Linked DNA regions of Mus musculus: all the other regions are linked to region 1. Evidence: chromatin loops called from intact Hi-C (ENCODE). Cell type or tissue: heart. All regions are shown on one strand. Region 1 holds the start of Ifitm3 (interferon induced transmembrane protein 3). Region 2 holds the start of Pgghg (protein glucosylgalactosylhydroxylysine glucosidase). Region 3 has its middle 3.0 kb from the start of Ifitm2. Region 4 holds the start of Bet1l (Bet1 golgi vesicular membrane trafficking protein like). Region 5 overlaps Gm51459 (a long non-coding RNA gene).

Region 1 (5,000 bases):
AAGCTGAGCAAGCTGATGAGCAGCATCCTTCCATGGCTTCTACATCAGCTCCTGCCTCCAAGTGCCTACCCTGTTTGAGTTCCAGTCCCGACTTCCTCAAACGAAGAAGAGCAGTGTTGTGAGGTTTGAGTAGAAATGGCCCCCCACAGACTTGCGGGTTTGAATCCTTGGCCCTAGGGAGTGGCACTATTAGGAAGTGTGGTTGCGTTCGAACAGGTGTGGCTTTCTCAGAAGAGGTGTGTCACTAAGAGACAGCTTTGAGGTCTCAGAAGCTCACCTCAGTTCCCTTCCTGCTGCCTGCCTGCCTATCTGGATGGAGAACTCTCCAGCACTGCGTCTGCCTGCACACTGCCATGCATTCATTCTGCCATGACAATGATGGACCAAACCTCTAAAACTGTAGGCCAGCCTCAATGAAAAGTTTGTCTTTGTCTTTAATCTCAGTACTTGGGAGGCAGAGGCAGGCGAATTTCTGAGTTCGAGGCCAGCCTGGTGTGCAGAGTGAGTTCCAGGACATCCAGGGCTATACAGAGAAACCCTGTCTCGAAAAACCAAAAAAAAAAAAAAAAAAAAAAAAAAAAAAAGAAAAAAGAAAGGAAGAAAAAAAAGTTTTTCTTGATAAGAGTTGCCATGGTAATGGTGTCTCTTCACAGCATTAAAACCCTGAGACATGTGGGAATGTGAGCCAAACAAACCCTGTTTCGTCACCGTAACAGTAACCCTAAGACAACGACTGATGGCAAGGGCCCAACTCCCTGGGAATGGTGCCACCCCTGAGAAAGTGTTCCTGGGTAGGATAAGAAGGCAGGCTGAGCAAGGCATGGGGAGCAAGCCAGTAAACCGTCTCCTCCAAATAAAAGTTGCTCTTGGTCATAGTGTTTTACCACAGCAATAGAACCCCCAACTAAGACAGAGGTTCTCTAGGCATGAAGGAGGCTGTGCGGGGCCTGGCTACCGCTTTCTGAGGACAAGAATCATCAGGTGCTATGACAGTTTTACCTCAGTCGAAAAGACTTCCAAGTCCACAAAAAGCTCCAGTACCCGTTCCCTAAGCAGGTTTGTGGGGTAGGTCAATTCTTAACTAGAGGCTTGGACAGAAAATTTGCCTCCCCAGAAATTCCTGCTATCCTCGCCCTGGGTAATGTGGCCCTCGGATTCCCTTCCATCAGAGCTGCAGCAGTAAGGGAGCCAGCCGATGCCTAGCACTGCCCTTGGTGCCCAGAGAGGCTCCTTCCCCCTTAAGCTCTTCTATAAAGGAGGTAAGGTTTGACCCTTGATAACCAGAAAAATGTCAGGACAAGACAGCGCCAAACAGTTAGTAGGTTTGTTAAGTATTAAGATAGGAGCCAGGCCGTGGTGGCACATGCCTTTAATTTCAACTCTCAGGAAGCAGAGGCAGGCAGGTCTCAGAATTCGAGGTCAGCCTGGTCTACGTTCCAGGACAGGCAGGGCTACACAACGAAACAAACAACAGCAACAACAATACCAGAATGTATTAAGACAGACATGGAGGGAATTTTGGCTTTATCAAGTTTCTTGACTCTCAGTCAGTGAAGAAGACAATCTAGATGCCAGGACGGGGCTTCTTCCTTCCCATGTCCTCCTAATTTCCCATCTCTATCCTGCTTCATTTGTATCCTCTTAGTACTCAGCCAATCCCCAATAAGACAAGATTCCTTTATAAAAGTGTGTTCTCACTCGGGAGGCAGGGGCAGGCGGATTTCTGAGTTCGAGGCCAGCCTGGTCTACAAAGTGAGTTCCAGGATAGCCAGGGCTATACAGAGAAACCCTGTCTCGAAAAACCAAGAAAAGAAAAAAAGAAAGAAAAGAAAAGAAGGTAAAAAAGTGTGTTCTGTATACAGAGAAACCCTGTCTCGAAAAACCAAAAAAAAAAAAAAGTGTGTTCTGGGAAACCATAGCTGCTTGGCGGAGAGGAAGGCTCCCCACCAGCAGGGGAATCTTGTTCCATACCTCAGAGCTAGTTTGTAAACCCCATTGCTCAATCCTTCTTTCCACACACCCTCCCAGGGAGCCTGACATCCTGTGCCGGTGAGAAGAGCGCTAGGCACATCCCTTGAAGCTGCCTTTTGTTTCCCTCTGGTGGTTAAATTCCCCGCTGGGCAGGTCAGCTGTCAGAATCCGGACTGGGGAACAAGTTGGGGCTCTGCCACCCTGGATAAGAAACCCAAACCCTTTAACTTGCAAAAGTGCCCCCACCCCTTTCTACCCACCACACCCACTCCCAAATTCCTGGCTGCAACCACTACAGCGACTTTCCACTAACCAAGGCACTTCAGATCCACCGTGCTGCCCTGGGTATGATGGTGACATTAAAACCCCACCACAATGATTTAGGAGGACAAACGGAGTCCCATAGATCCAGGCTACTTTTGAGGTGCTTGCCTCTGGGAACCAGAAATAAGTTCCCTTGGAAAGGCAGCTATGAGATGAATGATTGACCCCTGCACCAACAGAAACAGATAGCGCCCATCCATTCCCAGGAGACTCCTAAACTCAATGCACTAAGTGAAGTGGAAACGTGGGTACTAGGATCCCGACCAGAGAGGTGAGTCCTGCATACCCCGGCACAAGAAGGCGTGATTGGCGCTCTCCCTTACCATATAGGGTCCGGGGGAGCGGGGTCGGTGGGGGGGTGGGGGAATGGAAGCACCACGCGGCCACCGTACCTGCAGAGTGCCGGCAGGGGGCGCCAGGGCAGCGACTTTGAGCCTTAAAAGGTCATTCTAGGCTCCAGGGCGACAAGGAATGAACTGCATCGCTGCTGTGGGACCAGTAGGGGACACCAGGCCCCCACCACAGCACCCAGCAAATCCTGGACAGGATCAGCCCAGGGTTCCCCCGGGAAGCAGGCATGGAACTTTTGACACCATCTTGTCTGGTTCAGAGTATTCGTCCAGAAGAATACGGACCCAGACCTGGTCCTCCACTTCTGAACTGGACTGGGTGCCCTGGAAATGTGGGGCCAGGGCCAGTTGAAGCTTGAGTTCTCCCTGCCTGAAGCAGCCAAATACCATCCAGGACTTTGGCCAGCAAATGTCCACAACAGCAGGCCAGAGACTACTGCCAAATTGAGGATAACCTACATGTCCACCTCAGAGCAAGGAAGATAGAGGGGTGGGAGGAATAAAAGCAGTCATAGGATGGTGGTTATCAAGTGCACTTTATTGAATCCACTGTGGATAGATAAATGAGTGTTACACCTGCGTGTAGGGAGGGGCAAGGAGGGACGCAGCTGCGGAGGGTGAAGCACTTCAGGACCGGAAGTCGGAATCCTCTATTAAGTGTGAAGGTTTTGAGCGTTAAGAACAATGATGATGACACTAACAATGGTGATAACAACCATCAGGATGCTGAGGACCAAGGTGCTGATGTTCAGGCACTTAGCAGTGGAGGCGTAGGCCTGGGCTCCAGTCACATCACCCACCATCTTCCGATCCCTAGACTGGAGCAGAACAGATAGACACGGTCAGTGGCCCTGGAGCTGATAGGCAGATGCTCTGACAGTTTTCCTGACGTACTCCCTGTGGACTGCATCTCCCCATCTTAGGTCAGGAACATTTTACATCCTCTGATCATCCAGGAGGCCCTAGCACTTGTTGTTCACCCCACTGTAGGCTATTGTTCCCCATGAATCTCCTGAACATTTTCCACACAGGCTAGAATCCCAGTCTGTTGAGTGAAGGTGCTATAGGCATCTCTGCATTGGAAGAGTCTGACTCCAGAATCCCCAGGCAGCCTCACCCTGTGTCTGCCCCCAGAGAGCCTTTAAGCCTACACGTGTACACACACACACACACACACACACACACACACACCACAGAAGAATGAACACAAACTTATTTTAAACAAAGGACCCCACACTCATACCTCGGTGCCATCTGGGTAGATGGAGCTTCAGGTTCACACACACCTTTTTACACCATCACTCCCCCCATTCTAGCACACTCACCTTCACGGAGTAGGCATAGGCTATGAAGCCCAGGCAGCAGAAGTTCATGAAGAGTGTATTGAACAGGGACCAGACCACATGGTCAGGCACCGACACCTCTCTGGGCATGTTGATCACAGTAGTTCTGACAGAAGCCGATCCGTGCGGTGCCCCCATCTCAGCCACCTCATATTCTTCCTTGATTCTTTCGTAGTTTGGGGGCTGTCCTCCACTGGCAGCGGTGATGAAGGCTTGAGAAGTGTGGTTCATGGTGCGGAGCAAAGGCAGCACTGAAGGGCAAAGGATGGAGCGCGCTGCGGGTCTGCCCTTTCTGCGGCAGTTTCGGTTTCTCAGAAGTTTCCTTTTCCTGAATTTTGGCTTGATGAAACTGCTCTGGGTTCAGAGGGGCGGGGATCTAAAAAGCCTGCGGATCAAATTACTCCAGGGCAGGATGTCAGGAAGGATTGTGAATCAGGGGAACTTCCAGGCCAGGAGCCCAAGTCAGGACTTGTCCCAAGGCCCAAACCTCAGTGTTTAAGAGTGAGGGGTCCTGGAGTCAACCAAGCTCACGCTCACAGCTGCAGAACCTCACTGTTCCTTATCAAGGTCCCAGCCAGGCCCCAAAGAACCCTCTATTCTTTATTCAGCAATAAAGAGTGCCCAGAGAGCCTCTCACTATGAACGCCAGTTCTCCTGGCTTCATAGACAGGTGGGATGAACGGTACTTCTTGTGTTTTAAAGAGGAGAGAGAAGGAATATCTTCGGTGGCTATGCAGTCATATGTTGGGGGAGGGGGGGCCTCTGCAGGCCCACGCTGAAGCGTCCCTTCCCTTTGAGGGACCAGCCACACGGTGGTATCGCATAGAACAGAGTTTATTCTCTATTCATGGGGAGGGGGTTGAGAGGGTAGTAGAGACAGAGAAAGGCAGAGAGAGAGAGAGAGAACAGAGAAGTAGAGGCTGGCCATGAGCACTCGGAGGGAGTGGGGAATGAGGAGGGGGAAGCAGGTGCAGGAAGGTTAGAGAGTAAGGGGGGGAGCAGCCCCTTTTAG
Region 2 (5,000 bases), 67 kb before region 1:
GAGGGGCTTGTAAGAGCCTGATGACCAAGCTATCTTCTGTGAAATTATGCATTCATGCTGTGTTGGGGAAGCTACACCCAGGAAATCTGAACAATTACAGATGCCTAAAGACTGCACACTTTCAACAACAACTGAAGTATATATAATGCCAGGAGGTGGTATATAGTGGGCCCATGCCAAGGTATGCCCGTGTGTAATTATGCCATGCAACAGATCTGGTGTAAAAGAGGTTTCCTGGGGAAAGGAAGAGGAGTGAGGACCCGGAGCAGGGGTAAAGACAGACAAGTGGACAGGCAGACAGACCAGGGCAGAGCCATGGGGGAGGGGGCAGTGGGCGCAGAGAGGGACAGAAAGGAGAGAGGGAGCGGGAGCCGAGGGGGAGGGGGAGGAGAGGGGAGAGGGGGAGAGCGAGGGAGAGCAAGAGAGCAGTCCATCACCTAGCAGCGCTGGCCTTTGCTAGGTCCCTGGGAGGAGCCTAGTGGAAGCCAGCTAGCTAGGGAAAGCTCATGGGGCCCCTCCCCTAGATGAAGAGCTACAATCAATTAACTATTGCAGAAGGAGGGAGAATTAGTCTTCCCCGGGGATGAGCCTCTTTTAGACCTGGGGAAGGAGGAGGGGTGGTAGGGATGGAAACAAACAATTCCTGAGTGTCTGATTAAAGCAAGCTGTATTTACAACTGGCCAGCTGGCTGTCTCTCCTAAAGTCAGGATTTCAGAGAGCAGCCCCTCACTGGCTTTTGAGGTTCCTTTTATGGAGAAAGGTTAGGGCTGATAGAAAACAGATGTCGCGATAATTGGCTGTTAGAAAGGAGGCAATAAAAATAAGTGCAAGAAAACATCACGTGGAAAGGGAGTCATCAAGGTATCTAGGAAGACATTTTCATAAGGCAAAAGGATAGTCGTATCACAGGTTCGGGAGTTTAGCAAGGCAAAGGGGTAGGCACACATGATGGAGTCACAAGTTCAGCACAGGTTGGAAAGCAAGGTTTGCAGGATGCATCAGGCTTAAGAAACAGAAACGGATTCTTGTAGGAGACTTAATAACAATGTGTAACAATGTGGCTCTTTAACATCAACCTGGCACCTGTTCTGGTTTACACCTCCTATTGGTGTTCCAGTACCAAGTGGTCAGCCCCATAAACATATACTCAAATGCAACCCCATAAACATATACTCAAATGCAACACTGAACAGACTCACAGGTGGTGTTTATCTATTTATTCCTTATATGTATATGTAACAACAATGGTTTAAAAAGAGTCCCAGGGGTTGGAGAGATGGCTCAGTGGTTAAGAGCACTGGCTGTTCTTCTGAAGGTCCTGAGTTCAAATCCCAGCAACCACATGGTGGCTTACAATCATCTGCAATAAGTTCTGATGCCCTCTTCTAACATGGAAGTGGACGTGCAGATAGAGCACTCATTTACATAAAAAGCACACATTTAAAAAAAAGAAGAAGAAAAGAAAAAAGAAACTCTTCCAAAAAAAGAGGTCCTGTGCCTGGCAGTGGTGGCGCACTCCTTTAATCCCAGCACTTGGGAGGTAGAGGCAGGTGAATTTCTGAGTTTGAGGACAGCCTGGTCTACAGAGTGAGTTCCAGGACAGCCAGGGCTACACAGAGAAACCCTGTCTGGAACCCCCCCCCCCAAAAAAAGAGGTCCTGTGAATGTGGGTGGGACATACATGGGAGGAGTAGGAGGAAATGGTGTAATTATATTTTAATTAAATCAAAATAAATAAATACTGCTCAGTGTAGTGTGCACGTCTTTAACCCTAACACTGAAGAGGCAGAAGTAGGTTGGAGCTCTGTGAGTTTGAGGACAGCTGGGTTTGCATACCAAGAGTCAGGCCAACCACTCAAAAATAGGATAAAACATAAAAATGAAATAATTTCCCTAAATAGGAAAGGTCCCGTGAGCTAAGGGGAAAGTCTGAAAAGCATTCGGCTGTGGAACTTTTACACAGCACCCACTTCTTTCAGGTTTGCATGAGGTAGGCTTTTCTTACAAGCATCCTGTTCCTTAAATAGCCAGGGTCCTTTCTAGTCACTAAACGTCACTGTAGAGTGGTATCTCAGGTCTGTCCCAGCCTTGCATACATCTTAGAGCCAAAGCTCAACTAACCCCTAGTCCTATTGCGTGGTCTCTTCCCCAAAACCATGACAGTTTCCCAGGTCCCGCCTAAACTCAGACCCGCCCACCTGCCACGCGGCAGGGCCGCTTCTTCTTCCTACCGCCAGGGGCAGCTCGCACCCACAGAGCCTTCTTACACCCGGATCCCCGCACTGAGTGGAGAGGGCAGCGGTGAGTTACAAAAACAGCCCACACTCTTCTCCAGCCCGCCCTCACCCTCTTTCACTGAGTACTCTGAACTCTTTTTCGTCCCTTTATTCCCTAGTCTCTCTTCCCGACAACTCGCGATCGATCCCCCTCTCCGCACCCCACCCCTACACGGGCTTCCTCTTTCCATTTCCTGGGCAAGTCCCGCTACTCCCCAGTTGCGGCCCCACCCCACCCCATCGTCGTCATCCACCCCATCCGGTCCCTCCTCCCCAATCCCAACGCCTCTCCTTGCTGTCCCTCTCCAAATCTCCGGGTTCCTCTTCCTCCACCGTCCGGCCTCACCCTCCCTGAGGATTTAGGGCCCGCGAAGAACTCCCTGATTCCTACCTCAGCAGTTCTTACTTAAGGAAGCTGGCTCAGGAGCTCACAAGAGGGAGGTCGGCGGTGGGTGCTGAGAGAACTTGTTTACAGATTCACTTGGGCTCCTGGCAGTCTTCTTAATTTAAGAATGTTCTTGGCGCCCGCAACCCTTACTTAGGGTAGCTACGCAGCTAGCCCCCGACTCCCCTCACCGCCTGTGGGGATTGGCCAAGTTTGAGGGTTTACTGTGAGTGTGCGTGTGGAGGAAAGTCCAGCTAGTCACTGTTAACTGTCTCCTCCAGGCCGTCTGGGCTGAGGCAGCTTTCCATGGACGGCTCTGAAGATGACCCGACCATATTCAGTGCCCGTTGTCTGCCCAGTGACCCCAGGCTCTGGGCCACTGTAACGAACTCATACCTAGGTACACGTGTGTATCATGACACCATCCATATAAACGGTGTGTACAATGGAGCTGTCGGGGACACTCACCGGGCCAGTCTGCCCAGCCCCCTCAATGTCCAGCTGGAGGCCCCTGCAGGGACAGAACAGCTGACAGAGACCTTTACCCTGGACACCAACACAGGTTAGCTGTCACCAACCCGTGCCAACCTATTGCTCCTCACTTGTCCATGAAGCTGGGAAAGGGGCCACAACCACCAATGTGTGCCTCAGGCCTGTAACCTTGGCACTGGTACTGGGAAGGTTGAGGCGGGAAGACGGAGAGTTGGAGCTCAGCCTCCAGTACACATCAAGATGCATCACAAAAATATGTAAACACATAGCCTTTAATTTAAGGAAGAAGAAGAAGAAAAAAAAAAACATGAAAAAGCCGCCTCCCAAAATGAGGCCTGTGTGGTTGCTCTTGCTTTCTTTTCATCTGGGTGGGCCCACTACACAGTGGGGAGAGGCAGCCTGAGGTCTGAAGGACCCCACTCCCAGCCCAGGAAGGTAATGGTGCTCTGTGGTACTGAGAGTGTGTCTGCCTTTCCCCAACCCTCCCTAGGTTCCTTCCTCCACACCCTGGAAGGCCCCAGCTTCCGGGCTTCCCAGCGGATCTATGCTCACCGTGTGTTACCCCATGTCCTGGTCTTCAGTGTGTCCATTGCACGCTTGACCACAGGGAACAAACCCATCACAGTGCCGTTACGGGCAGACTTCTCCCCCGAAAGCCCAGACCTGGACCTGCGTGTGGGGCCTGACTTCCAGGGACTCCGGTAAGAATCACACTGGGTAAATCTAGGTAGCCCAGAGAGCAGAGCGAGCCCTTTCTTAAGACTCAGCTATGCCCTTGCAGGTACCTGCATGGCCACGTACTTAACCCTGAGCAGCCTGGAGAGCCACAGCAGGAAGTGCATATGCTATGGATGCCTGTCCCCCCAGCCTTGACCCTTGGGGAAGAGGAGAAGGACAGGACCTGGGAGTTTCTGACTGTTGTGGGTAGCAGCCAGGCTGAAGCCCAGGACTGCTTTGCTGAGGCCCTACAGCTGCAGACCAGGGGTGTTCTGTATACAATCCATGCAGACTCCTGGGGCCGGCTCTGGGCAGGCTGTGGCCTGGATGTGGCTGGGCCCCTGGCCCTGCGCCAGGCCCTTCGTGGCTCTCTCTACTACCTGTTCAGTGAGCTTCCCCAGCCTGGCACTCAAGGATTCATCAGCCATGGGCTTAGCCCCGGAGGACTCTCCAATGGGAGTAAGGAGGAATGCTACTGGGGCCATATCTTCTGGGATCAGGTACATCCTACCCTGCACTGGTTACACAGGGGGAGTTGCATGCAAAGATTCCGGGCATTGCCTTTGCACTACCTGAGATCAAGACCAAACATGGGAGCTCTAGATAGGAGGGCTTCCTGGAAGAGATGGTTGGTTTCTCAGAAGAAAGGTGTGTAGGAATGTGGTAGAAAAGAGTGGTCCAGGTTAGAGCAAACAGAAGGCGCAAAGGCTGAGGGTCTGCAACATTTGAAAGCAGAGAAGGGGCCTCATAGCTGGCTAAGAACACCAGAGCCTCAGAGTGAGCCAGGTGCAAGCCTGGAGCTTACAAAAGGACTGGAAAAACCATAGAGACTGTAGAAGAATGATACAAGGAGAGATACAGTCTGGGAAGATTTGGGACTGTCAGGAGCAGCTGGGTGCGGGGGAAGCAAGGGCTGGAGAAGGCAGTACTGTAGGTTGTAGCCTATGGAGATCAGCGGCCACTGCGTGAGGGAATAGCGAGAGGGAAGGCTCGAGGCCACTCCCACGTCTGACACCTTGTGAAGTCTGCACAGTGGCCCATTTGACAGATGAAGTCAAAGAAAGCTGAGGTCAGGCAGCCGGAGAGCAAGCTCTCCCTAGAGGCGTGATGCAAACCAGTGCTCGTGCCC
Region 3 (5,000 bases), 50 kb before region 1:
AGGCAGATGTTTTCCTACCAGTTGCGAAACAGCCATTGCTAAAATGAAGCCTGTAGGAGTACGGCTACACAGGGAACTCCGAGTCTTTCCCGGCAGAAGCAGTGAGGGAACTGAGCGTCCTAGAAACAAGGGAAGTTCCCTGGTGGTGAAGGACACAAATCGTTTGACACTTGAACCCATTCAGTAACCTCACACCCCCACCCCCAGCACCCAAATTTCATCCCACAGGGCAGAATGGAGCAAGGAGGAGATCAGTGAGTCTAACTACAGAGCCCTTGTTCGCCTCTACTTGTACAACCATCACCATCGATCAGAGCCTCAAAAGCTGGAGCAGGTCACATGTCTGTAATCCCAGCACTTGGGAAAGGTCAGCAGGAGAATCAGTTCAAGGTCCAGCCTGGGCTACATGACAGCTTGTCTTAAATAAATGAATAAAAAGTAGTAAGTAAAAATTTTAAAAAAATGAACGAAAGGGGAACTCAACATTTCTTCTAGAAGAGGCACAATGGGTAACAGGCTCCACATTCTTGCTCATTAGCAAAATGCAGATCAAAGCCCCAGCAGCACACTGCTCATACCCATTAGGAAGCACTGTAGTTTAGAAGCAAAGAAACCACACCACTGATGCTGCAGGCTTTGCAGGCAGTGGGCAGATCGAAGCTACAACCCAGAATCCCACTTCTCGTGTGTAAGAGAATGAACACATGTCTATACGTATCCTGTATGCCTGTATCTCATGTCTACAGCAGCATTCGTAACGACAGGCAACAGACAGAGGTTAGATGTCTATCAACTGGCAAATGAAAAAGGAAAGCTCTGATATATGCTAAACCTGAATAAGCCTTATGAACAGCTCTCAGGTCAGAAGTAGGTGAGCAGCCTCCAGGGGCTAAAGGGAAAGAGGGTGGGGTAAGGTGTCTTTGTTATTGTTTGGTTTGGTGGTGGTGTGGGGGTTGTTCTTGGTTTTGTGTGTGTGTGTGTGTGTGTGTGTGTGTGTGTGTGTGTGTGTGTGTGTGTGTGTGTGTGTGTGAGAGAGATGAAAATCATTTTAGGGGAAAAGTCAGAGGTGGTAAGGTGTGGCTCTTTTTCCTAGTGAGCCCTGTGCATGTCCTCTCTGTCTCATCTCTGAGTGAATCTCACTTTTGAATGAAAGTGCCCCATAGGCTCACATGTTTGGATGCTTGGTCTCCAGTTAGGAGAACTGTTTGGGAAGGATCGGGAGGTGTAGCCTTGTTGGAGAAGGTGTGTCCCTGGGGATGGGCTTTGAGGTTTCAAAAGCTTATGTCAGGCCCAATCTCCTCTCTCTCTCTCTCTCTCTCTCTCTCTCTCTCTCTCTCTCTCTCTCTCTCTCTCTCTCTCTGTCACTCTCTGTCTGTGTCTCTCTCTCTCTCCCCCTGCTTTCCAGCTATAGCTTCAATACCATGTCTGCCTTCTTTCTGCCATGATGATCATGGGCTAACTCTCTACGACTGTAAGCAAACTTCTAATTAAATGTTTTCTTTTATGAGAGTTGCCTTGGTCATGGTGTCTTCACAGCAATAGAACAGTAACTAAGACACTGATCTTTCCCAAATCCAATCCAAATAGGCTAATTTAGCTAGGATCTCTTCCACCTTCATTAAAGAACTCAAAAGTCTCACTGTGGCATTGACCTAACCTAGAAAAGTCTCATATCTGAGCTTTAGCACCATTCATGAACTAACGAGTCTCACCCTCAGAATGCTGTTATAGCCAGGCTAACTTCCATGGCAGGACTGGATGGGGAGCTTTGCAGATTGTGTCAAGACGCTTACAGGAAAGAGTAGGGGAACGACCTACTGGTGACTCTATGGTTTGGTGTACTATAGAGATAGTACCTCTAACAGTGAAGTAATCCTATAGGAGGGATAAAACACCCCTAAGTGTAAAAGGCTATGGAGAATAACACTGATGGCTTCTGAGAACCCTGATCTCTTTAGAGCTGAAACCATGGACACGTATATTAATCTGGACATTGAGAGTCAGAAAGGCCAAGCCATTGTACATTTTATAAGACAAGCTTCTCCAGCTATTGGACAAAAACTAGATCAAGTGCCTCCAATGACATTCTGCACTTTAAGGTCTCAACTTGAAGGTCTTCCGCGGCTAAGTCTCAGAAGACAGAATCAACAAGTACCAGTGTTAGTGTTCTGGATCACACGAGGAGATTGATCAAAGAAAGAACTACAGGATGAATTTAGGCTTCTCGGGAGCCAGCTGGGGAAATTCAGACCCTTTTTGCAGAGCCTCTTTATTGTTACACAAAAAGACACCTTTAGCAAGTCGATTTCTGCACACCAAAACTTCTTATCTGATCTAGGAGTTGTTTTGAGAGAACCTTCACCTTAAACAATTCTCACCCTTGTGAGAATTACTGGTTTGCCTGGAGTGTCTGGATACCAAGTTATTGCAAAGGTTCTGAGAATCTTTCAAAGGAACCACCCCATAAACTCTCAGATAACCATCACTGACAAAAGGCTACCTCAGAGCCTAGATAGGAGAGCTCTGCTAAAATTCTGCTGCATGCCAGACTCCCAACAAACTTCAGCACTAGCTATAAGATTTATCGAACTTTTCATTCTGCTCCCTCTGCCAGATCCCAACCCTGAGGCTTCTCTACGACACTCCTGTGTATAAAGCACTAAGCTTTGCCTGCTGGGTCACACCTATAAGATTCCACACTTTCCCAGCCCGAGGCTGCAGGGCTCCCAGATGTAGCAGTTTGATCGGGACAGGACAGGACACAGGCTTTCAGGGTATGCTGAAGGGAGACTCACTGAGGTCACAGAGGCTGAAAATTAATTCCAAGTTAGCCTCTAAAAGCGGAATTCATTGTTCTGACGAGAGTTCTCCAGCTGGGGGCAGGAGTGACTTAAAATTTACACGGGCTTCCGTGTGATCTATGACCTTGCAGCAATCTAAAGAGAAAAGAATTGAGGAAAGATGCCCCCGGGGTGCTACCTTAATAGTCAACATCTTGACTCCAACCTAGTTTATACTCCAGCTTGACTATTACCAGAAGCAAGACCCATTTTAAAACAAAACCAGGAATATTCTGTCAGTTTTGGTAGGAACAATCAAAACAGTTTACCTTCCAACTCCACACACCCACAGCCACAATACACTCCTCAGGAAACCCAATGTCCTTAGATTAGGATTTATAGTCAGCCGCAAGCATCTCAAAAAAAGCTATTGTTCCCTGACTCCTCCCAATAGCTGGAGAGGCTCTGCTTATGAAAGAAACCAATTACCGGATGCTAATTAAGCAGGGGACAAAAGGCAGAGCCTAATTAAAGTAACAAGAAAGAATTTATAGGAGGTAAGAAAGTTTAAACCTTCTTAGAAAAGCTACCCAGGGATTGTCCTAACCAGGTCTGTACTATATTTTGGTACAGGGTTTTGATGTTTACTCTGGTTTAAGAGAGACTTTTCTCTATGCCTCTGTGCTGACTAGTCTTTAAGATCAATTTGAAATAAGCTAGGGTTATCTGCAAAGAAGGAAAAAAAAAATTTTTTTAAATGCTTGCATAAGATTGGCGGATGGATGAGCCTGAGAGGCGTTTTCTTGGTTGATCATTGATACGGAAAGACCCAGTTCATTGTGGTCACTGTCACCCCTGAGAAGATGGGCCTAGAGGGTATAAGATAGCAGGCTGAGCAAGCCTTGGGGAACTAGCCAGCAAGCAGCCCTCCTCCATGGCCTCCGCATCAGCTCTTGCCTTCAGCTTCCTGCCTTAAGTTCCTGTCCTGACTCCTGCAAGTGAAATAAATCCTTCCCTCACCCAATTGCTTTGGGGCATGGGTGTTTGACTGCAACAATAGAAACTCTAACTAAGACAATCTTGCCAGGCATGGTGGCACACGCCTTTAATTCCAGCACTCAGGAGGCAGAGGCAGGTGGATTTCTGAGTTTGAGGCCAGCCTGGTCTACAGAGTGAGTTCCAGGACAGCCAGGGCTACACAGAGAAACCCCGTCTTGAAACAAAACAAAACAAAACAAACACAAAGCAGATGGGTGATTGCTGGGAATTGAACTCAAGACCTCTGGAAGAGCAGTCATTGCTCTTAACCACTGAGTCATCTCTCCAGCCCCAATGTTCTTTTTGTTTTGTTTTGTTTTGTTTTGTTTTTTTGAGACAGGGTTTCTCTGTATAGCCCTGGCTGTCCTGGAACTCACTCTGTAGACCAGGCTGGCCTCGAACTCAGAAATCCACCTGCCTCTGCCTCCCAAGTGCTGGGATCAAAGGTGTGCGCCACCATGCCCCGCTTGTCTTTTACTTTGATTGCTTGTTGGAAAGTTGGATCTTATCACAATAGGTGAATGCATTTAGTAATTCCCTACAGTTTAACAATTAAGAACACCTGGAAGCCTTTCAGATTGGCTAAAATGTTCATCTGAATAAGGTTCCCTGTCTAAACCACTTCATGATGAGACATCTGGGCAATAGCTGATACATTTTTATACAATATTATGGATGATCTTGATTTCTTATACTCCCCATCTAGGGCTTTAAAAGCCAAGCAAGGGCTAGGTGTGGTGGCACACACTTTTAATCTCAGCCCTGGGGAGGCAGAAGGAGACAGATGTCTATGAGTTCAAGGCTAGCCTGCTCTACATATTGAATTCCAGGACAGCCAGGTCTACATAAAACAGGGGTTCTCAAATGCTACAACTCTTTATACAGTTTCTCATGTTGTGGTAATACCCAACCATAAAATTATTTTTATTGCTATTTCATAACAATAATTTTCCTACTTATGAATTGTAATGTAAATATCTGATGTGCAGATGGCCTTAGGAGACCCTTTGTGAAAGGTTCATTTGTCTCCCCAAGGGGTCACAACCCACAGGTTGAGAACCACTGACATAAAGAGACCCTGTCTCAAAAAAAAAATCTAAATAAATAAATAAATAAAGTCAAAATGGGGGGGGGGGTAAAAATGAACCTTGTACTGTAGTCAGTTAAGACTGTGGAGTTATA
Region 4 (5,000 bases), 150 kb before region 1:
GAGGCAGCTGCAGTCGTCCTGACTTAGGAAGATGAATGACCCATGATGATAATTTCAAAGGGATTTTTTTTTTTTTTTTTGTAGTCAGGTCCTTAGGAAACCAGGATGCCAGGTGTACAAGAGCCTGGCTGCCCTTGGCTCCCACTGGCTCACGTCCTTGTCCTCGACAAGAGGTAGGAGAGGATGAAGAAGGCCACGATTAAGACCACAGCCATACCACACAGAAGCTTCCGGTTGTCTCGCCCAGACCGTGCCATCGTGGAGAAGCGCTTCACACTCCCCGTGAGTAGGCCAGTCACACTTGTGAAATCTGAGTCCTGTGGGAGAGACCCAACAGGGTCACATAGAGTTGGGACCCTTGACTACCCAACCACACTAGCAGCGAAGACCCAGCAGAGCAGACGGCAGGTGGGCGGAGCTGACTATGATTTGTACGTACCCGTACCGCGGGCACTTACCATGCCGTCTAAGTAACGGTTCTGGTCCTCTGTGTCCCTGTCGATGTCCAAAGCCAGCTGGTTGGGATACAGAAGGCACCGTCAAGCAAAGCCACAGAGAGTAGTGCCCACCTTCCCTTCAGACCAGCTACATTTTACCCACGACTCTGAAAAGTACCTATTACCAGAGAAAGCTAAAAAAAAGGCCAAGTTATTACCTGAAGCACTTCTCCAGTCAGCAATGCCCACAGACAGCACACGGCCTCCTTCCTCCCCTCTCAGCCCCACCCACCAAAGTATCTCACGGAAGGGAAGAGGGCCACCACTGACCGATTTAAGCCTGGTCACCTTGGAGGCCAGGCTGTCAGCCATCCGCTTGTTCTCTCTGTCCAGAATGTCCTCCACAGCACCAGAGCTCTGAGCTGTGAGAGAAAGAGGCGGAAGGATAGCATTCCCTCAGACATGTGGTCCCTGATTCCTCACTCCAGTGGAGACATCTAAGCGCATTCCCCCATATACTTCTGCTAACTTAGCACGTCCCACCCTATGCTCCAACAGGCTGACCACCTACACATCAGACATGTAGCATGGGTCGTGTGAGAACCTGTGTGCATGCCCAGGCAAGGACGGGCTGGGGAGCCTGAAGATCCAATCAATCTACATACACGACCCTGCTGTATACTGTTCCTGAACCGAAGTGAATATTGCCTTAGCTGAAATTGTCATCTGAGGGTGTGGGGCCGGTCTCAAAGGGAAACAGTACTTTCTGATAGGGACCATAGGGAAAACAGAACAGCCGGTGGCACAGCAGGTGACAGGAAGGCTGTGTGGGGAGGACTTGGAAATCAGATCCAAGGTAAGTGTAAGAAAGTCCTTCTACTGTAGAAACTACCTCGCCCTATGTCTGCAACCCACACAGAATCTCTGGAATGCCCAGAGCACTGTGCTCGTGGAAACCTAACTCCGATGGACAGGGACAGGTAGTTGAGAATCACCCCCCTAAGTGTGACTAGCACCGATCTGAAGCATAAAAACCACCCACCCAGCCTCGATGTGACCCACCTAAGGGGAAGGCCAGCAGCACCAGCAAACAAGTGCGACCAGACTCTGAAAGACAGACGGCTGTGTCCTACCGACCACTGCATAGTCATCGTTGTGGGCGAAGCATCAGTATCACAACTGTCACACTGAACACAGGCACGGGGGCGGGGAATGTGTGTGAACCGAGGCACTCAGGCCCCTCATTAGTAAAACCCTGCTTGGACCCTCTGCTTCCAGCTCTTGGCATCAACCACACACAAAACTGATGGCATGCCGGCTTGGGTTCCAAGGCAGCGCCAGGCGAAATCCGGCCCTGTTTTTCCAGGGATACGTAAGCGCCACCCCACGCAGGTCCTTCCACCGAGAAACGAGCGATGTCTCCAGCTCCAGACTTAGACTTCCCCTCCTACCTCTACTGCCTTTCAAGTGCTCTCACCTCGAGTCCAATCTGCCATCGCGCCCTCCAGGGTCCCACTCAGGGAATTCGCAGCACAGCAACGGACGTGGCACCAGTACCCGGGTCTTCCGGTTCCGCCTCCGGGCTAATAACTTCCGGGAGAAGGTTCTGAAGCGGAAGAAACAGACCTGGAGTGCTTCTCGGGAATGTAAATAAGGGAAGGGCGGGCCACCAGCATTCGGACCCACGGATTGGTCAGCAATATTAGTCCTGCGCTGTGGGTGTTACTCGGAGCAGGTGTTCAGACCCAAATTTGGAGCAGAGGCTAGGAACCAGCTCAGTAAATCAGTCGGATGCCTCTGGCGCTGCTAAATCCAACTGGATGGGGAGGACAGGCAGACCCGAAAGAGACTGGTGAAGGAGACGGCCGGGGCCTGCCACTGAGTAGGGGCAGAGCCGGTTAGCACGGCGGGTGACATCATCCACTGGAGCACTGTTTGTATGTGTCACTGTGGGGCACCGACTCAGCTAAGTGGCGTGCGGACCTGGCTCCCCGCTACACAGCGCTCCTACGCTTCTAACCTCAGACACGCCTCGGCTGGCCGCCCCTCCGTTGCTCCTCTCGCGGGAGTGGCTTTTCCACGGGTGTTCTTCACTTCCTTCTCTGCAATTTTCTTGAGAATAACCGTATTACTTTGGTGGCTATTCTTTTTAGATAGGTCTGCTAGTTTCTGCCTCTCGAGTGCTGGGATTTAAGAAGGCGTGCGTCACTATGCCCGGCTAACCACGTGCATTATTTTGACCATCCAAGTCGTTGTACTTCTCTTTCCCTATTCCCTATGGAAGATGAGCTCCAAGGCCTGGATCGCGAGAATCGTCTTCCCCAACTGATTAAGCGGCCAGGAGCCGGCGCTCCCTTTTTTATCACAGTACGGGGACAAGAGCGTAAAGAGGACGGTCCACGCGCGGGCCAAGCCACACCCCACTCCCCACCCTCCCATCCCACCCCACCCCCCGCCTGCCAGGAACTCGGGCTAGAGAGGAGGGCTCAAAAGGAGGACACTGCCTGGCTGGTTAGCTAGCATCGCCGCTCCAAGACTAGCCGCTCAGCGACCACAGCCGGGTTGCTCCACCTTAAGTCGGAGGCGCCTGTACACACCCTTGGGTTCGGCTGCTCTCCCAGCATCCCTCACGCGTGGACGCCGGGCTTCCGGACCTGGGCGGAGCCCCGGGGTTTGGCCGATTGCGTCTTCCCAGCCCAAGCCTTCCAGCACCCGGTGCCAGGGGCCATGGAGCCCCGGGCAGTTGCGGATGCCTTGGAGACCGGAGAGGAAGATGCGGTGACAGAAGCTCTGCGGTCGTTCAACCGGGAGGTGAGAGGCATCCGGCTGCCGAGGAAATTTCAGGAAGAGAGGAAGCAGGGGTGTGCGCGCAACTCGGCTGGGGTGTGCGTGCGAGTGGTGGCAGGGAGCACGGCGGTGGGTGGTGGGCTGGTCCCTCGGGTGGCTCTGTGGTGGCGTGTGGTGGGGCAGGTGTATGGGAGGCTAGGGTGGGCCTTGCCTTAAGGTTCAGAGCGATGGATGCTGCTTCAGAGGTCTGCTCTGACTCGAGGAGCACGGGTCCTACCTGCATGTGGATCTGAGCCTCCTGGGTCTCCCTGCAGCATTCTCAGAGCTTCACCTTCGATGATGCCCAGCAGGAGGACAGGAAGGTAGGTGTCAGCCCCAAGGGCTCCTAGGGCAGGCACGGGCTGACCCCAAGAAGAGGGCCTAGTGGAACCACTTTTGTTCGACCCCACAGAGACTCGCAAAGCTACTGGTCTCCGTCCTGGAGCAGGGCTTGTCACCAAAGCACCGTGTCACCTGGCTGCAGACTATCCGAATCCTATCCCGAGACCGCAGCTGCCTGGACTCATTTGCCAGCCGCCAGAGCTTACATGCACTAGCCTGCTATGCTGACATTACCGTCTCAGAGGAACCCATCCCACAGTCCCCAGACATGGATGTCCTCCTCGAGTCTCTCAAATGCCTGTGTAATCTTGTGCTCAGCAGTCCAACAGCACAGATGCTAGCAGCAGAGGCTCGCCTGGTGGTGAGGCTAGCGGAGCGTGTGGGACTGTACCGCAAGAGGAGCTATCCCCACGAAGTCCAGTTCTTTGACTTGAGGCTCCTTTTCCTGCTAACAGCCCTTCGCACGGATGTGCGCCAGCAACTGTTTCAGGAGCTGCACGGTGTACGCCTGCTGACTGATGCGCTGGAACTAACACTGGGCGTGGCCCCCAAAGAAAACCCTCCGGTGATGCTTCCAGCCCAAGAGACGGAGAGGGCCATGGAGATCCTCAAAGTGCTCTTTAATATCACCTTTGACTCTGTCAAGAGGGAAGTTGATGAGGTAGGTTGGAAGTCTTGGCTGAGACTCAGTTCGGGTGGGACAGTTTGCTTCCCTTTGTACCTCAGCTTGCAGGGTATCAGATATGGCGAGGACTAGAGGATGGTGTAGGCGGGAACTCAGGGAAGGTGCCTGAGCCGCACTGTGCATGGGGTTGCAGGTGGGTATTCTCCACAGTGCTTCAGGTGGCCAAAAGCACCACATGTGCTGTGCACAGCGTCTAGGGATCAACTCCATGTGGCCACAAGAACAGGGGTTCGATCTCACAGGAGCCCCTTTCTGTCTTTGGTTAGGAAGATGCTGCCCTTTACCGGTACCTGGGGACTCTTCTGCGGCACTGCGTGATGGTTGAAGCTGCTGGGGACCGCACAGAGGAGTTCCACGGGTGAGGGGTAGGGCTCACAATGTTGGGGACGGCAAGAGTTCCTAGGTATGGGTACAGAAGTCCTTAACCCTAGTTGTGAATCAGAAGCACTTGGGGGCCCAGGCCCCACCTTTGACTTCATCAGGGGAATGGGGCACCAGTGTTGTTTCCAGAGAGCCTAGGTAACTCAGGTATGGCTAAGAGAAGAGCTATGAACTTAGAGACAGGGCCTTAGGCGGAGGCAGTATGGTCTCTTGCTGGTGCCTCTGCTCATCTCAGGTTCGAGAGATTGTTTGGCATCTCAGCTCAGACATAATGGCCCAGATAGCGTCTGCAGAATCTCCCCACCAAATTTGAGTTGGGGTACCACCTG
Region 5 (5,000 bases), 170 kb after region 1:
ATTGCGTTACTAGCATTTGTTGTAGACCAGGATGGTCTTAAGAAACGTAGGGTGCCTGCCTACAGATGTGATGTCACAGGACCTAATAGCAGGAAAAGTTCCTGAGAGAAGACTTGGGAAGAAGCAGGAGATGGCTCACTTGAGAAAGTCACTTGTCATCAAGTCCAACAAGCTAGTTCTGTTATGGAAGCCCACATGAAGGGGAAAGAAAACTGACTAGAGTTGTCCTCTGATCTCCCCTCAGACTGTGGCATGCCCACACCCGTACACATTCATACACAAAGAATTAAATAAATGTTAAAGAGGAATTAAAAAGAAACAGGTGAAATCTTCATTAAGTCAGTATGTCCAAAATATCCTTTCTGAATGTAATCAGTATTTTTAAATTAAATTGAACGTAATTGTTCACATTCTTTCATACTCAATACTTGAGGCCCTATGGTTATATTGCTCTTGAGATATCTCAGTTCAGGTGAGCCATATTTCCAATGCTCAATGTCTCATGGGATTTTTTCCTTAATATGTTTATTTTTTAATTTTATATCTTCTATTACATTCTCATAATTTGAGGAAGTAGACATGTGTGGGCAGATATAACTGGTAGAATCCAGGGCCTGGAGAGATGACTCAAGGGTTAAAGGCACTAGTTGCTCTTCGAGGGGACCTAAGTTTGATTCCCAGCAACCACATGGTGGCTCACAACCATCTATAACAGGATCTGATGCCCTCTTCTGTCACACAAACATACATGCAAGTAGACATAGATAAATATTTAAAAACAAAACACACAAAACCAGGTAGAATTCAGAAGTGAAACAGGGTGCCCTTTTGGAATGGGGACAGCAGAGGGGTAAGATGTAGCTGCTAGAGTTTCCCCAGTATCATGGCGGATCTGCAAGGATTCAACACCTGCGGAATCAGATTTTAATAAGGCTTACAAGATTAGGTTTTATTTGTTGCATACAGAGGTTGAGTTACCATTGTTTCTGAACTAAGTTTGGGTTGCATTTTCCTTCACGGTGGCTCCTCTGAGTTTAAGAGAGAAAGAAAATAAAAAATGAATATTCGCCAAGCAGTGGTGGTGCACGCCCTTAATCCCAGCATTTGGTGGGCAGAGGCAGGCAGATTTCTGAGTTTGAGGCCAGCCTGGTCTACAAAGTGAGTTCCAGGACAGCAGGGCTACACAGAGCTACCTGCAGCATCCCACGCTTCAGCCATCTGGACAACCAGCAAGCCTCTTCTGCACACATTTCACCTAACAATTCCTAAACAGCAATTTGCAGACTTTGTGAAGTAACTACTAACAATTCAATCCAAATTACTGACAAGTTGTAGAGGAATATTATACAATGCTGTTATTTGATTTTCATTACATAAAATACAAATAAATTTAGAAGGGGCTGGAGAGATGGCTCAGCGGGTAAAAACACTGACTGCTCTTCCAAAGATCCTGAGTTCAAATCCCAGCAACCACATGGTGGCTCACAACCACACGTAATGAGATTTGATGCCCTCTTCTGGCGTGTTTGAAGACAGCTACAGTGTTCTTATGTAAAATAATAAATAAACCAAATAAATAAATAAATTTAGAAAACACAGCTTCAAGTCCTCAATGTAACAAATGGCATGTTAAAATCTGAAGTTCACAAATTTTAACTGTACTTCTCGGAATACCCAAGATACAATTCACAGACTGTATGAAGCTCAAGAAGAAGAAAGACCAAAGTGTGGATGCATCAGTGCTTCTTAGAAGGGGGAACAAAATACTCACAGAAGGAAATATGGAGACAAAATGTGGAGCAGAGACTGACGGAAAGGCAATCCAGAAACTGCTCCACCTGGGGATCCATCCCAAATACAGACTGCAAACCCAGACCCTATTGTAGATGCCGGGAAGTGCTTGCTGCCAGAGCCTGACAAATACAGCGGCGGATGCTCACAGCCAAGCATTGGACTGAGTGTGGGATCCCTGATGGAGGAGTTGGAGAAGGGACTGAAGGAGTTGGTGGAGTTTGCAGCCCCATGGGGGTTAGCAACAGTGTCAACCAGCCAGACCCTCCAGAGCTCCCGGGAACTGGACCACCAACCAAAGAGTGCACGTGGAGGGACCCATGGCTCTGGCCACTTAGGTGGCAGAGGATGGCTTTTTTGGACATCAGGGGGGAGGAGCGGCCCTTAGTCCTGTGAGGGTTCGATGTCCCAGTGTAGGAGAATGCCAGTGTAGGAAACCAGGAGTGGGTGGGTGGATGGGGGAGCACCCTCATAGAGGCAGGGGGAGGGAGGATGGGATAGGGGGTTTCTGGAGGGAGACCTGGCAAGGGGATAAGATTTGAAATGTAAACAAAGAAAATATCCAACAAAGAAAAAAATTTAAACATTAATAGAAAGAGAGAGAGAGAGAGAGAGAGAGAGAGGAAGGAAGGAAGGAAAGAAAGAAAGAAAGAAAGAAAGAAAGAAAGAAAGAAAGAAAGAAAGAAAGAAAGAAAGAAAGAAAGAAAGAAAGAAAGAAAGAAAGAAAGAAAGAAAAAATGCAACACAGCGCTGCTTCTGTGCTCTTTACTATTAATGAAGCCATTTCAGGAGCAGGACCAGCTGTAAAGGGCTCTGGCTCCCTCTAGTGGACGCCAGCTGGCAACATTCAAGGACGATGAGTCCTGCTGAACATGAAGCTGAACATCCAGGAGAGGAAAGGTCCGTCGCTGAAAACCCACCCAGGCTGCCCGTGAAAGTGGGAATACTAGAAATAAATCATGAAGTTCATGCCCCGATCCATCAGAAACCTCGGAGGATCCTCAGCTTGACAGGTGAATGGTCCACAGAGGCCACGGCAGCACCCACAGCTGTTCTCCAGTGGCTGAGCTGAGTGGTATTTGCTATAGTGGGACTGTGGAATTCTGGAGATGTGGAAAGGTATTCTTTCAAGAAACCAGAACACACCTGCTCTCAACATTTCGGGGCTATCACCCTCTGAAATCCAATAAGACAGCTTTCTTTAAAAAAGACTTTTTGGGGAAATGGGGGTCGTGGGGGTGGGCAGAAAGATGGCTCAGAGGTTAAGAGCACTTCCAGAGGTCCTGAGTTCAATTCCCAGCAACCTATGATTGCTCACAACCATCTGTAATGAGATCTGATGCACTCTTCTGGTGTGTCTGAGAGAGCTACAGTGCAGTTATATATATAGAATTTTGTTTTGTTTTGGTTTTTGTTTTTTGAGAGAAGGTGTCTCTGTATAGCCCTGGCTGTCCTGGAACTCACTTTGTAGACCCGGCTGGCCCGGAACTCAGAAATCTGCCTGCCTCTGCCTTCCAAGTGCTGGGATTAAAGGCATATGCCACCACGCCTGGCTCCATATATAGAATTTTAAAAAATCTTTAAAATATATATTTCAGATAGGAATGATACACATGCTAAAATAAATCTTAAAGAACACATGTACAAATCATAAAAATAGGGGCTGGAGAGATGGCTCAGCTGCTAAGAGGACCCATCTTTAGTTCCCAGCACCCACTGAGGGTAGCTCACAACCATCTGTACAGCTCAGGTGTCCCCATACCCTCTTCTGATTTCCAAGGGCACCTGCACACATGGCACACACACACACAAAATCATAAATAAATAAATAAGAATAAGGAGCTAGAGAGATGGCTCAGTAGTTAGAAGTACTTAATGATTTTCTAGAGAATTCAAGTTGTTTCCCACACTGCTGCCAGACAACTTAACTGCTTCGGGGAATCTAACATGTGTGGCCTCAGACAGCTACACCCACACACATACACACCCTTACAAATAATAGAAATTAATCTTTTAAAGTTAAGGGCCGGAGAGACAGGCCAGTGGGTAAGAGTTTTTCTGGTCTTCCAGAGGATCCGGGTTTGATGGTGGGTCGCAACCATCTGTAACTCCAGTCCCAGGGGATTGCATGCCCTCTTCTGACTTCAGGCACCAAGCATGTATGAGGTGAGCAGACATATATAACAAGCATATAAACCACATGTAGACACAAAATAATAAGTCTAAAATATCTTTTAAAAGTTAAAGTTAAATCTTTTTTTTTTTTTTTTAGTATCAATTCTTTTTTATTTTTCAGCTGGAAAACTAGACAATCCTCCAGTTCAGCCAAGTATTAATTAATCCTCTTCCTCATCATCACCAGCTCCAGCCCCGCCCTGGCCTTTCTTGGCATTCTTCCTCTTCATTCGCCCTAGACGGCCGCCACCATAAGGAGAACGGAGGGAGAAGTTGATGTGCTTCTGAGAGTCCAGGCGAACAATGAAGGATGGGATGTTCACCACCTGCTTGCGGACCCTAATGTGACGTTGGCGGATGAGCACACGGGCATGGTGAATAGATTTGGCCAGGCCCAGCTTAAAGACCTGGGTCTGCAGCCGCCTCTCCAAGAAATCCTCAATCTTCAGGCCCAGGATGTAATCCAGCTTCATCTTGCCCTCGTCCAGCACCCCAATGCGAACAAGCCGCCGCAGGAGAGCATTGCCTTCAAACAGAGGCATCCTTCTCGTCCAGCGTCAACAGCTCCCGGGCCGCCTTATGGATCTTGGCCAGGGTAAACTTGACCCTCCAAACCTCACGTTTGTTCCAGAGTCCATACTCTCCAATCAACTTTAGCTCCTGGTCGAGACGCGATTTCTCGAAGGGTCTCCGTGGGGTCACATAGGTTTTGCAACAAACCCAGCTTCTGGCGACCGGCATGTTGACCTCGCTAGGCTGGCTGCGCCTACGAACTCAGGCCCGAGACAAAGAGCAAAGTTAAATCTTTTGATAAGAGGAAAAATAAAAGATCAACCATAGTCTCATTATTCCATCCTCCTCCTCCTCCTCTTCCTCACTCCCTCCCTTCCCTTCTTTCTTTTTTCCTTTCTTCTTTCTTCTCCTCCTCCTTATTCTCCTTCTCCTCCTTCTCCTTCTTCTTCCCCCCTCCTCCTTTCTTCCTTTTAAAGACAGAATCTTTCTGCATACCCTGGCTATCTTTCAACTCACTATGT

What was found. Peaks named below come from ENCODE experiments on the same cell type or tissue, not always from the same donor. Only the 100,000 strongest peaks of a DNase experiment are listed, where the experiment ranks them.
Region 2: a loop joins it to region 1, with 6 times the contacts of the local background. A loop is called at or near these places in 16 of 42 quality-filtered maps.
Region 3: it touches region 1 in a loop (5-fold over the local background); 17 of 42 quality-filtered maps call a loop at or near these places.
Region 4: a loop joins it to region 1, with 2.0 times the contacts of the local background. A loop is called at or near these places in 2 of 42 quality-filtered maps.
Region 5: it touches region 1 in a loop (6-fold over the local background); 6 of 42 quality-filtered maps call a loop at or near these places.

What each region holds. Positions count from the first base shown.
Region 1 is chr7:141,006,427-141,011,426 of GRCm38, forward strand. Ifitm3 (interferon induced transmembrane protein 3) reads right to left here and starts at 4,318. Exons shown (of 2, transcript NM_025378.2): 1 at 3,971-4,318; 2 at 3,164-3,463. The coding sequence starts at 4,219. The coding sequence ends at 3,299. In heart, a CTCF peak has its summit at 2,096 (motif pointing left); DNase peaks (open chromatin) are centred at 2,285, 2,775, 3,375, 4,345 and 1 weaker place; H3K4me3 peaks cover 2,155 bases; H3K27ac peaks cover 2,209 bases; H3K27me3 peaks cover 987 bases.
Region 2 is chr7:140,939,342-140,944,341 of GRCm38, forward strand. It overlaps Pgghg (protein glucosylgalactosylhydroxylysine glucosidase), which reads left to right and starts at 2,050. Exons shown (of 14, transcript NM_145387.5): 1 at 2,050-2,302; 2 at 2,944-3,224; 3 at 3,645-3,855; 4 at 3,936-4,371. The coding sequence starts at 2,969. In heart, a CTCF peak has its summit at 2,229; DNase peaks (open chromatin) are centred at 510, 2,540, 3,230, 4,200 and 1 weaker place; H3K4me3 peaks cover 1,931 bases; H3K27ac peaks cover 2,881 bases.
Region 3 is chr7:140,956,492-140,961,491 of GRCm38, forward strand. It overlaps a transcript of Ifitm2 not described here. Among named protein-coding and RNA genes, the nearest start is that of Ifitm2, 3.0 kb to the left of the region's middle. In heart, a CTCF peak has its summit at 2,856 (motif pointing right); a DNase peak (open chromatin) is centred at 2,800; H3K4me3 peaks cover 1 bases; H3K27ac peaks cover 448 bases; H3K27me3 peaks cover 1,525 bases.
Region 4 is chr7:140,854,307-140,859,306 of GRCm38, forward strand. Bet1l (Bet1 golgi vesicular membrane trafficking protein like) reads right to left here and starts at 2,077. Exons shown (of 4, transcript NM_018742.5): 1 at 1,915-2,077; 2 at 768-859; 3 at 459-515; 4 at 1-317. The coding sequence starts at 1,933. The coding sequence ends at 150. It overlaps Ric8a (RIC8 guanine nucleotide exchange factor A), which reads left to right and starts at 3,091. Exons shown (of 10, transcript NM_053194.4): 1 at 3,091-3,248; 2 at 3,539-3,586; 3 at 3,676-4,266; 4 at 4,557-4,648. The coding sequence starts at 3,165. In heart, no CTCF peak of the experiment used is centred here; DNase peaks (open chromatin) are centred at 2,105, 3,055, 4,025 and 4,720; H3K4me3 peaks cover 3,850 bases; H3K27ac peaks cover 3,976 bases.
Region 5 is chr7:141,173,758-141,178,757 of GRCm38, forward strand. Gm51459 (a long non-coding RNA gene) reads right to left here. Exons shown (of 3, transcript XR_003946684.1): 3 at 4,890-5,000. It also overlaps the pseudogene Gm5905. Among named protein-coding and RNA genes, the nearest start is that of Rnh1, 7.3 kb to the left of the region's middle. In heart, CTCF peaks have their summits at 1,491 (motif pointing left) and 2,626 (motif pointing left); a DNase peak (open chromatin) is centred at 2,624; H3K4me3 peaks cover 34 bases; H3K27me3 peaks cover 983 bases.